3 separate regions of the Homo sapiens genome follow, and all the other regions are linked to region 1. Evidence: chromatin contacts called from ENCODE Hi-C or POLR2A ChIA-PET data. All regions are on one chromosome and are shown on one strand. Each heading gives the region's core, a stretch centred on a gene start or an enhancer-like site at or near the end of the contact. The rest is flanking DNA. Distances are from core to core; before and after follow the strand shown.

What was found. A loop is a pair of places that touch in the nucleus more often than their neighbours do. ChIA-PET counts read pairs that join two places held with the same protein, here RNA polymerase II (POLR2A). Pooled maps may share reads with other maps.
Region 2: a map of B cell shows a loop between it and region 1 (4-fold over the local background). The contact joins the promoter of SMIM41-AS1 here to the promoter of ACVR1B in region 1. A Hi-C loop is called at or near these places in 1 of 168 maps with a recorded cell type or tissue (B cell) and 4 of 50 pooled maps. POLR2A ChIA-PET finds 5 or more read pairs at or near these places in 2 of 52 experiments (Caco-2 and OCI-LY7).
Region 3: a loop to region 1 is called in a pooled map, with 2.3 times the contacts of the local background. The contact joins the enhancer-like site here to the promoter of ACVR1B in region 1. A Hi-C loop is called at or near these places in 1 of 168 maps with a recorded cell type or tissue (endothelial cell of hepatic sinusoid) and 8 of 50 pooled maps. POLR2A ChIA-PET finds 5 or more read pairs at or near these places in 1 of 52 experiments (activated CD4-positive, alpha-beta T cell).

What each region holds. Positions count from the first base shown.
Region 1 is chr12:51,950,319-51,953,135 of GRCh38, forward strand. It overlaps ACVR1B (activin A receptor type 1B), which reads left to right and starts at 1,381. Exons shown (of 9, transcript NM_004302.5): 1 at 1,381-1,516. The coding sequence starts at 1,426. RefSeq lists an enhancer at 1,159-1,778 and silencers at 1,236-1,295, 1,326-1,375.
Region 2 is chr12:52,116,797-52,119,613 of GRCh38, forward strand. SMIM41-AS1 (SMIM41 antisense RNA 1) reads right to left here and starts at 1,422. Exons shown (of 4, transcript XR_007063312.1): 1 at 1,097-1,422. RefSeq lists enhancers at 1-120, 1,484-1,723, 2,044-2,183, 2,194-2,253, 2,284-2,333.
Region 3 is chr12:52,087,142-52,089,958 of GRCh38, forward strand. All of the region lies in intron 2 of SMIM41 (small integral membrane protein 41), which reads left to right. SMIM41-AS1 (SMIM41 antisense RNA 1) reads right to left here. Exons shown (of 4, transcript XR_007063312.1): 4 at 2,071-2,817. It also overlaps the pseudogene OR7E47P. Among named protein-coding and RNA genes, the nearest start is that of SMIM41, 8.8 kb to the left of the region's middle. Within about 2 kb of position 1,335, at least 3 of the 41 ENCODE cell types and tissues checked have a DNase peak (open chromatin) inside an H3K27ac peak, as active enhancers do.

The DNA.
Region 1 (2,817 bases), core at 131-2,630:
GATATGACGATGGGAGTTCTTCAGGTTGGTGAAACTTAGAAGGTGAGAATTCCATTTAAGCAACTGTTCTCCCTATCTCTTGGCCATCCTTTCCACCCCTAGATCTCAGATGGTGAAGCTGTGCTTAGAGAGGTTCAAACCTTGCCCAAGTTTTCACAGCTAGTTAGTAGGAAGCAGAATTCAGATCCAGAATTCTCTGGCTGCAAAAATTCTGCCCTTTCCTTTATATCAAGTTCTTTCTCAAGCTAAAGAAACTGACCTCTTTTCAGAAAGATACGGAGTGATTTGTTTACTTTCTTAAGCATTTCTTCTAGATTTGAAAGTAACATTTATTTGAAAAATATTTAGAAATTATTGAAATGTTAAAAGTAAAAAAATTATGGCAATAACTACTGTTACTATTGGGTAAATATCCTTCCAGTCTTTTTTTCCTATAAACACATATTATCAGTACAATTTGAATAATACTGTAAACAGTGTTGCATTTTGCTTTTTTAATTTAACATTATCTTGTAAGCATTTTCTCATGTCAATAGTTTTTGTAAACAGGATTTTAAATTACTAAATAATGTTCCATCATATGGATGGGCCATAATTTAACATTTTCTATTATTGTCTACTTAGTTTCTACCTTTTTTACAATGATAAATATACAGTTAACATTTTTCATAAACATCTGTCCTCTTATTATTTCTTGAGGACAGGGGACAATACTGGGTAAATGGATATGAAGATTTTAAGGCATTTGATGCATAATGCCAATTGTTTACCAAAAGGGTTCTACCTACCAGCCCAATCAGAGTGCCTCACACGGCACCCTCACCCATACTGTCATCAATAAAGAGCTTTGCTATGTTCTGAAAAGGCGCGTGCCGCGATTCCATCACACAGGCTGCCGCGTCCAGAGGATGGCAGGGGGCGAGGCGAGGCAGGGAAACCAGTTAGGAGACCGCGGCGATGATCCCAGGGGACGCGCTGGGGGCTTGAGGCTAGGCGCAGGGATGGAGGAACTGGAACACGCACGGGATTCGTAGAATATTCGACGGGGGCGGGGGATCGACTCTGATAAGATAATTCTGCACTGCGTGGGGTGCAGGAGAGGGAGGAGACTGCACGTTCGGCTCCGGCCTCCTCCGCGCCGGGCTCGGCACCGATCCGCGAAGTTGGCCGAGGCGTGAGCCCCGCCCACCCCTTTAACAGGGACACTCCCCTTTAAGGCGGGCGCCCGCGCGCGCCCCGGCCCCGCCCTTCGGGGGCGCGCGCGGCGGCCGCGGCGCCGGCTCCGCCGGGAGCGCACGTGCAGGCGCCGGGCGGAGGAGAGGGAGGCGGGAGCCGGGCCGCGGGAGGAGGGGAGGCGCCGGGGGCGCGCGCGCGCGCGCTGGGCGCTGCTGGGCTGCGGCGGCGGCGGCGGCGGCGGTGGTTACTATGGCGGAGTCGGCCGGAGCCTCCTCCTTCTTCCCCCTTGTTGTCCTCCTGCTCGCCGGCAGCGGCGGGTCCGGGCCCCGGGGGGTCCAGGGTGAGTCCTGGGACGGGGGGCGGGGGCCGGGATGGAGAGGGCCCGGCAAGGGCGAGGCCTCGAGCCGCGGCCGCTGGACTACAGCGCGCCCCCTCCCCACGAGCACAATATGGCCGGGTGGGGGGCGCAGAGGAGTCGGGGTGACCCCCAGTCAGCTTCCCCGATCTCCGAGGCGCAGCCGCCCGGCGGCGACGGAGCTCACGCCGGGCCCCTGGGGACCCGAGCCCTGTTCCAGGCGGAACTGGATTCGGGCAGTTCTCAGGGGTCGCGCTCCCAGCGCCCTCGTGTTCCAGAGAGGGGAGTCTGAGCCTCCAGCTCCAAGATTTGGAGGTCCGTGGTTTCTGCCCTTCACCGTGTCCAGGGGCGGGGGGCTTTCTTCCCTCCCTCCAGGTGCTCCTGGGGGGCGTCTTTCTCCCGCCAAGACTGTGGGGTTCGGGCGGTGGGGTCTTAGCCTCTCCGAGGGAACCTGATGTTGAGAGTCCGCGCACCTCAGACTGTAGGGGAAGGGGTCTCTAACCTTTCCTTCAGGTCCTGCACTTGGCGTGTTTCTTCCCCTCCCTCCACTGCCTCCCTAATGTTCTGGGAAAGGGAGTCACATTTCCCCTTCACTCAATCCCTTGAGTTCAGTGGGGCAATCCCCCCTCCGCCCTCCGGCACTCATGCCCCGTGGAGGCTATTTGGAGGAAGTGGGACGAACAGGCCCCTAAACCTTTTTGGAGCCTGGCTTTGGAATCCCTAACCCTATGGAACCGAGTTCCCCAAGGGTTGATGTGAATCTAGGTGTATTTGCTTTCCTCCTCGCCTCCCCCACCCTACCCCGGGGGGCCCATTCAGTTAATCACTTTGTGGATGCCTTTCAGGTGAAATCCTGGAACCTGTCTCCAAACCCCCAAGATTATTTAAAGATCCCACCACTGGACTGTATTCCCGGCCCTTGGTCAGTACTTATTTACCTTCCTACACGATGCCTCTTCCCAGCCCGCCCACCCTCACACACCCCTTACCTCCCAATCCCCACAGTCTGCGGCTCGCCTTATACCACCCCCCCACTCTCCTCTCTGTAGAAGCGGGTACCTTTTTGCGGGACACTTCGCTGGCTGTGTTGTTTTTGAGGCTTTGGGGGCTGAGAAGAGCAGATGAAACCCTAAAATATTTCATTTAAGAGAGTCTTGGCGAATGTGTTTTGGCCTTGGGGTAGCAGATGAAGGTTATATTTGGCAGTTATATTGAAGCGATTATTGACCCACAGATGGATCTGGGAGAGATGATCAGGATTGTATTCGCTCCTGACGTACAAAGCC
Region 2 (2,817 bases), core at 172-2,671, 170 kb after region 1:
GGGGTTTCCATACTGCTTCTAATAATTGCAAGATTTCTTGTTGATATTTTATGTCTTTTCCCCCAGAGTTCCATAGGCCGTTTTCTTTCTATAATGCTCCATGCACTTGAAGGGTTAAAAAGGCATACCGAGAATCAGTGTCAATGTTTACAGTCTTACCTTCATGGAGTTCTAAGGCCCAAATTAAAGCAATGGGTTCAGCTTTCTGGGCTGAAGTGCCCTGGGGCAACGATCTGGCTTCAACAACAGTGTACAGGGTTACCACTGCATACCCTGCACATCTCTCTCCTTGTAGGTTGATGAAGCTGCTCCCGTCCACGTGTAGTTCCCAGTCTACTGATGCCCAAGGCTGGTCCCGGAGGTCAGATCTACTAGAGTCAACTGAGTCAAACACTTCTACACAATCATGCCCGACAGGGCTCTCTGATACTGGGAGCAAGGTGGTGGGGTTTAGGGTGTTCCAAACTTCAATGGTTATACGGAGATTTTCACAGAGCAAACTTTGGTACTTGGTGAGTCTAGCATTCGTTAGCCAATGATGTCCTTTAGTATTCATTAAAGTCAACACAGCATGGGGAGCCTTTATGTTCAGGTTTTGCCCAAGAGTCAGCTTATTTGCTTCTTGTACTAGCAGGGCAGTTGCTGCCAAGGCCCTCAAACACAGGGGCCATCCTTTAGGAACCCCATCTAGTTGTTTAGAGAGGTAGGCCACTGGCCTCGGCCAGGGCCCCACAGTTTGGATGAAAACTCCAACTGCCATCTTTTCTCTCTCTGACACATACAATGTAAAAGGCTTTGTCAGATCGGGTAGCCCCAGGGCTGGGGCTGACATAAGTTTTTTCCTTTAACTCATGAAAGGCTTGCTGTTGTTGAGATCCCCATTCAAAAGGTTCCCGGTCCCCCACTTTGTGACCTCATACAAAGGCTTGGCTAATACTGCAAAGTTTGGGATCCACAGTCTACAAAACCCCACAGCTCCTAAGAATTCTCTCACTTGCCTTCTGCTCTTAGGCTCCAGTAGATTGCAAATGACCTGCTTTCTTTCTGATCCCAGGCTGCATTCCCCGTGTCGGATAGTAAATCCCAAGTAACGTACCTGCTGTCGACAGATCTCAGCTTTTTTCTTGGACACCTTATACCCACAGTCCTCCAGGCGCTGGAGTAGGGCATCCGTTCCCTTGGCGCACCTGACTGCCGTGGGGTGTCTCAGCAAAAGGTCATCAACGTACTGGAGCAACACGCAGCCTAGGTCTCTGGTGGGAAGCTTCTGGAGGTCTGTAGCCAACGCCTCCCTGAAGATGGTGGGGGAGCTCTGGAACCCTTGGGGAAGCCGGGTCCAAGTGTACTGAGTAGTGATACCTGACTCCGGATCTTCCCACTGAAAGGCAAACAGCTTCTGGCTCTCGGGAGCTAATCTGATACGAAAGAAAGCGTCTTTCAGGTCCAAGCAGGTGAACCAGCTGTCCTCAGCTGGCAGCAATCCCAACAACGTGTACGGGTTAGGTACTGTTGGATGTAAAGTCACTGTAGCTTGATTAACCAAGCGCAAATCCTGTACCGGCCTGTAGTCCTTGGTCCCTGGCTTGGGAACAGGCAGGAGGGGAGTGTATACTTGGCATGAAGTACAGCAAATGGAAAAACTTAAATTTTAAAAAAAGAAGAGGTGGGTAGGATGAGGCCAGGCGCAGTGCTTGTAATCCCAGCACTTCGGGAGATCAATGGTGTGAGCCAGTCTAAACCTCCATCTGTGACCTGAAGCTGGCCTATGGGCTGCCGATTTTTGACCTCTGATGACTGACAGGGCTGTCTTCAGTTTCAGTTCCCTCCTGAGCATCAGAGCCATACACAGAACAGCCTACCAGATGCTTTCACTGGGATGTCCTAAGACCTCTCAGTTTCCATGTGTTCAAAACCACACTTGTCATCTCCAAGCTGATTCATCGTGGGTTTCTGTTCCTAGTGATGATACATAAGCACCCCATTGCCCCGGCCAGACCCCCAGGAGACCTCCAAGGCCCTGAGCATTCCTTCCCCTCTTTCAGTGGGTCTCCATGATTTCTTGGCTCTACTCACTTGTGGCATGCCAGGTCTCACGAACGCAGGCCTCCATAACAACTGTTTCAGTACTGGCTGAGTGGTTAAGTTAAATATTAAATAGCCAGTGCCCTGACAATCCTAGAGTCCATGCCCTCCCCATTTCTTTGCCTCCCCATTTCAGGCCCCTACCCTCCCTCACCTGGACCATCTTCACAGCCTCCTAACTGGTGCAGCTATTTACATTTGAATTAATTAAAAGGGGCCAGGCTCAGTGGCTCATGCCTGTAATCCCAGCACTTTGGGAGGCTGAGGTGGTGGATCACCTGAGGTCAGGAGTTCGAAACTAGCCTGGCCAACAAAGTGAAACCCCCGTCTCTACTAAAGATACACAATTTAGCCGGGAGTGGTGTCGCGTGCCTGTAGTCCCAGCTACTTGGGAGGCTGAGGCAGGAGAACTGCTTGAACCCGGGAGGTGGAGGTTGCGGTGAGCCAAGATTGCACCACTGCACTCTAGCCTGGGTGACAAAGCAAGACTCCGTCTCAAAAAAAAAAAAAATTAATTGAAAGGAAATAATGTTTAAAAATTAGTTCCTGCGTCTTACTAGCCTCATTATTTCAAGGGCTCAATAGCCACACTTCCTTACTGCAGAAAGTCCTGTGGGAGCATGTTGCCCTGTGATCATGTTTACTTTGCCTAAGCCCGCCCTGGGGGTCATTTCCCTCCTGCTAGAGTCCAGTCTCCTTGGTCCAGGTTACCTCCCCGCCCTTGTCACCACCTCA
Region 3 (2,817 bases), core at 85-2,584, 140 kb after region 1:
CTACTTCCCATGGAAAATAAGTGGCCAGAGGAGGGCCGGGCCTCCGCCTCTGCAGCCCCTCCACCCCGGTGCTGAGCCACCCCGCTTCCTCCTTAACTCGATTCTTCAGTTGCTCCTCTGCTGGCTGTCACGTCCAAGCATACTCCGGTTTCTGCCACCTTAAAATAGCGCTCTTTGCACCCACTGCCGCCTCCGGTTACTATCCTATGTCTCACTTGCCTTTACAGCCAAACTTCTCCAAAGTTACCCACGCTTGCCGTCCCCACTTCCTTGCCTCCTGTTTATGTCTCCATCCTCTTCAGCCTGGCCTCCAGCCTGGCCTCCACCCGGCTAAGCTGACAGCCAGGTCGTCAGATCCCCTGGGTGGTTGCTCCAGCGGCTGCTCTCCTGGCCACATCTGCTGTGGCTGACCCCTTCTCACAGATCTCCTCCTGCTCCTGTGGCAGTTCCCGAAGAAGCTCGGTGCCATCAACAGGAAAGGATGAGACTTTGGATTCCAGAAGAACACTGCTGGGGCTTCCCCCCGAGTCTGCCACTTGCTGTGTGAGTTAAATCCTCTCCATCCTTAGGAAAATGAGATAGTGATCATGCCCACTTGGCAACACTCAAATGAGATGAAGGGCACCTTAGTGTCTGGGCGCTGGGGCTCTGGAGCGCCTGCTGGGTTGAATCCAGACTCCCTCAGCTCCTAGGCCTGCCCTTGGGGCATCTCCAGTCTCTCCTTGAGAGTCTTGTACCAGGGTTTCCTCTTTCCTGTCCCAACACCAAGTTCCTCTGGGCTCTCTCCTAGATCTTCCCCTGGGCTCCCTGCCCTTCCCTGGATGAAAATCGCCACCTCTCGGCCCGTGGCTCTGAAATCAGCAGCTCCAGCCTAACTTGGCCCCTGAATGCCATGTTAATCTGCCCACCCATTCTACAGAGATTTATTGAGCAGCTACTGTCCCAGGCACTGGAGAATGTGTTGTACATGAGACAGAGGGGTCGCTGTCCCACAGAGCCTGCGCACTTGCTGGTGGGAAGGGCCCTTCAGTGTACCTGTAAGCAAATGCATGAGGTGCCTGCAGAGAGTGATTGTGCTGCAATGGAAAGACAGCAGAGTGACGGGATGGAAACCTGTGGGAGACTTTCGTGAAGGTGGCCAGGGAAAGCCTCTCCAAGGAGGTGACACTTGAGCTGAGACCTGGCCTGTGAGGTGACTTCAGCCAGGGAAGATCTGGGGCACAGTATTCCTGCCAGAGGGGCGGGAAGCTCCTGGGGTGGGAATGAGCCTGGCATGTCTGAAGGGACACCAAGAGGCTAGTGCGGATGGGGAAGGACTGTGGAAGGTGCCAGAGCACACCCACAGCCAGGTTCTTCCCTCGGGAGCCGTCTCCCTGGCAGGTTCTGCATCTTAGAGGATGGTTTCTCCACCCCAGCAGCTGTCCCCGATTCCCCTCCACAGCCAGTGCGTCACCAAATATGGTCCCTTCTGCCTGACGGAAAGCTTTGTTTCATGTCCCCGGCCGCCACCTCGCCTTGCACCTGGTCCCTGTGTCCCTTGGGGCTTCTCAGCCCACCCATCCTCCACACTGTTGTCAGAGTCGTCTTCAGCAGAGGCGCGTTCTGTCTGGCCACACTGTCTGGTCCCTGTTTCACACTCCCTCAATGTGGTGTCCACTGCTCATAGGATGGCATCTTCCTGTGGCCCCCCAAACTGCTGCCCTCTTGATTCCCTGCTCCTGTGTCTCTCACTACTGTCCCTCACGTGCTCCACCATCTCCAGTCTTCTGGGCCTTTGAGGATGCTGTGCCCACCCCTCTGCCAGGCACCGAGTCTTCAGTGGCCGTGGAGGAGTGCTAGGCTCCAACCATTCACCCCTCACTCATCCAGCCGCCGCTGCTTGTAAAGCTTGTACTGTGTGCCAGGCACTGCTCCAGGCACCAAGGGAACAAAACCGGTGGAATTCCCTGCCCCTGTGCTGCCTGCTTTCTTGTGATGTGAGACAGATGATAAAGTACACAATTTAAAAATAGAGCCTGTCAGATGGTGTATTAGCTCCTGGGGCTGCCATAACAAATACCACAAGCTGGGTGGCTTGAAACAGCAGACATTTATTCTCTGATAGTTCTGGAGGCCAGAAGTAGGAAACCCAGGTGCTGGCAGGGCCATGCTCCCTCTGAAACCTGTAGGGGGGTCGGGTGGGGCGGCTCACACCCATAATCCCAGCACTTTGGAAGGTTGAGGTAGGAGGATCACTTGAGTGCAGGAATTGAAGACCAGCCTGGGCAACACAGTGAGACCCCCTTCCCCATCTCTACAAAAACATTAAAAAATTAGCCGGGCATGGTGGTGCATGCCAGCTACTCTGGAGGCTGAGACAAGAGACTTACTTGAGCCTGGAAGGTTGAGGCTGCAGTGAGCCATGATTGTGCCATGCACTCCAACCCGGGCAACAGAGCAAGACCCCCGCCTTCAAAAAAACAAAACAAAACAAAACAAAACAAAACAAAACAAAAACCTGCAGGAGAATCCGTCCTTGCCTCCGCCTCGCTTCCGGTGGTGACCGGTGGTGGTGGCCGGCAATATCTGGTGTCCCTTGGCTTGCAGCTGCACAGCCCAGCTCTGTCCCATCACATGGTGTTCTTCCCGCGTCTCTGTCTCCAAATTTCTTATGAAGACACCAGTCCTTTTGGATTTGGGGGCCCACCCCAGTTCAGTATGACCTCGTCTTAATTTAACTAATTACATCTGCAATGATCCTACTTCCAAATAAGGTCACATCCTGAAGTACTCAGGGTTAGAACTTTAGCACGTCTTTTTTGGGGGGGACACAGTTCA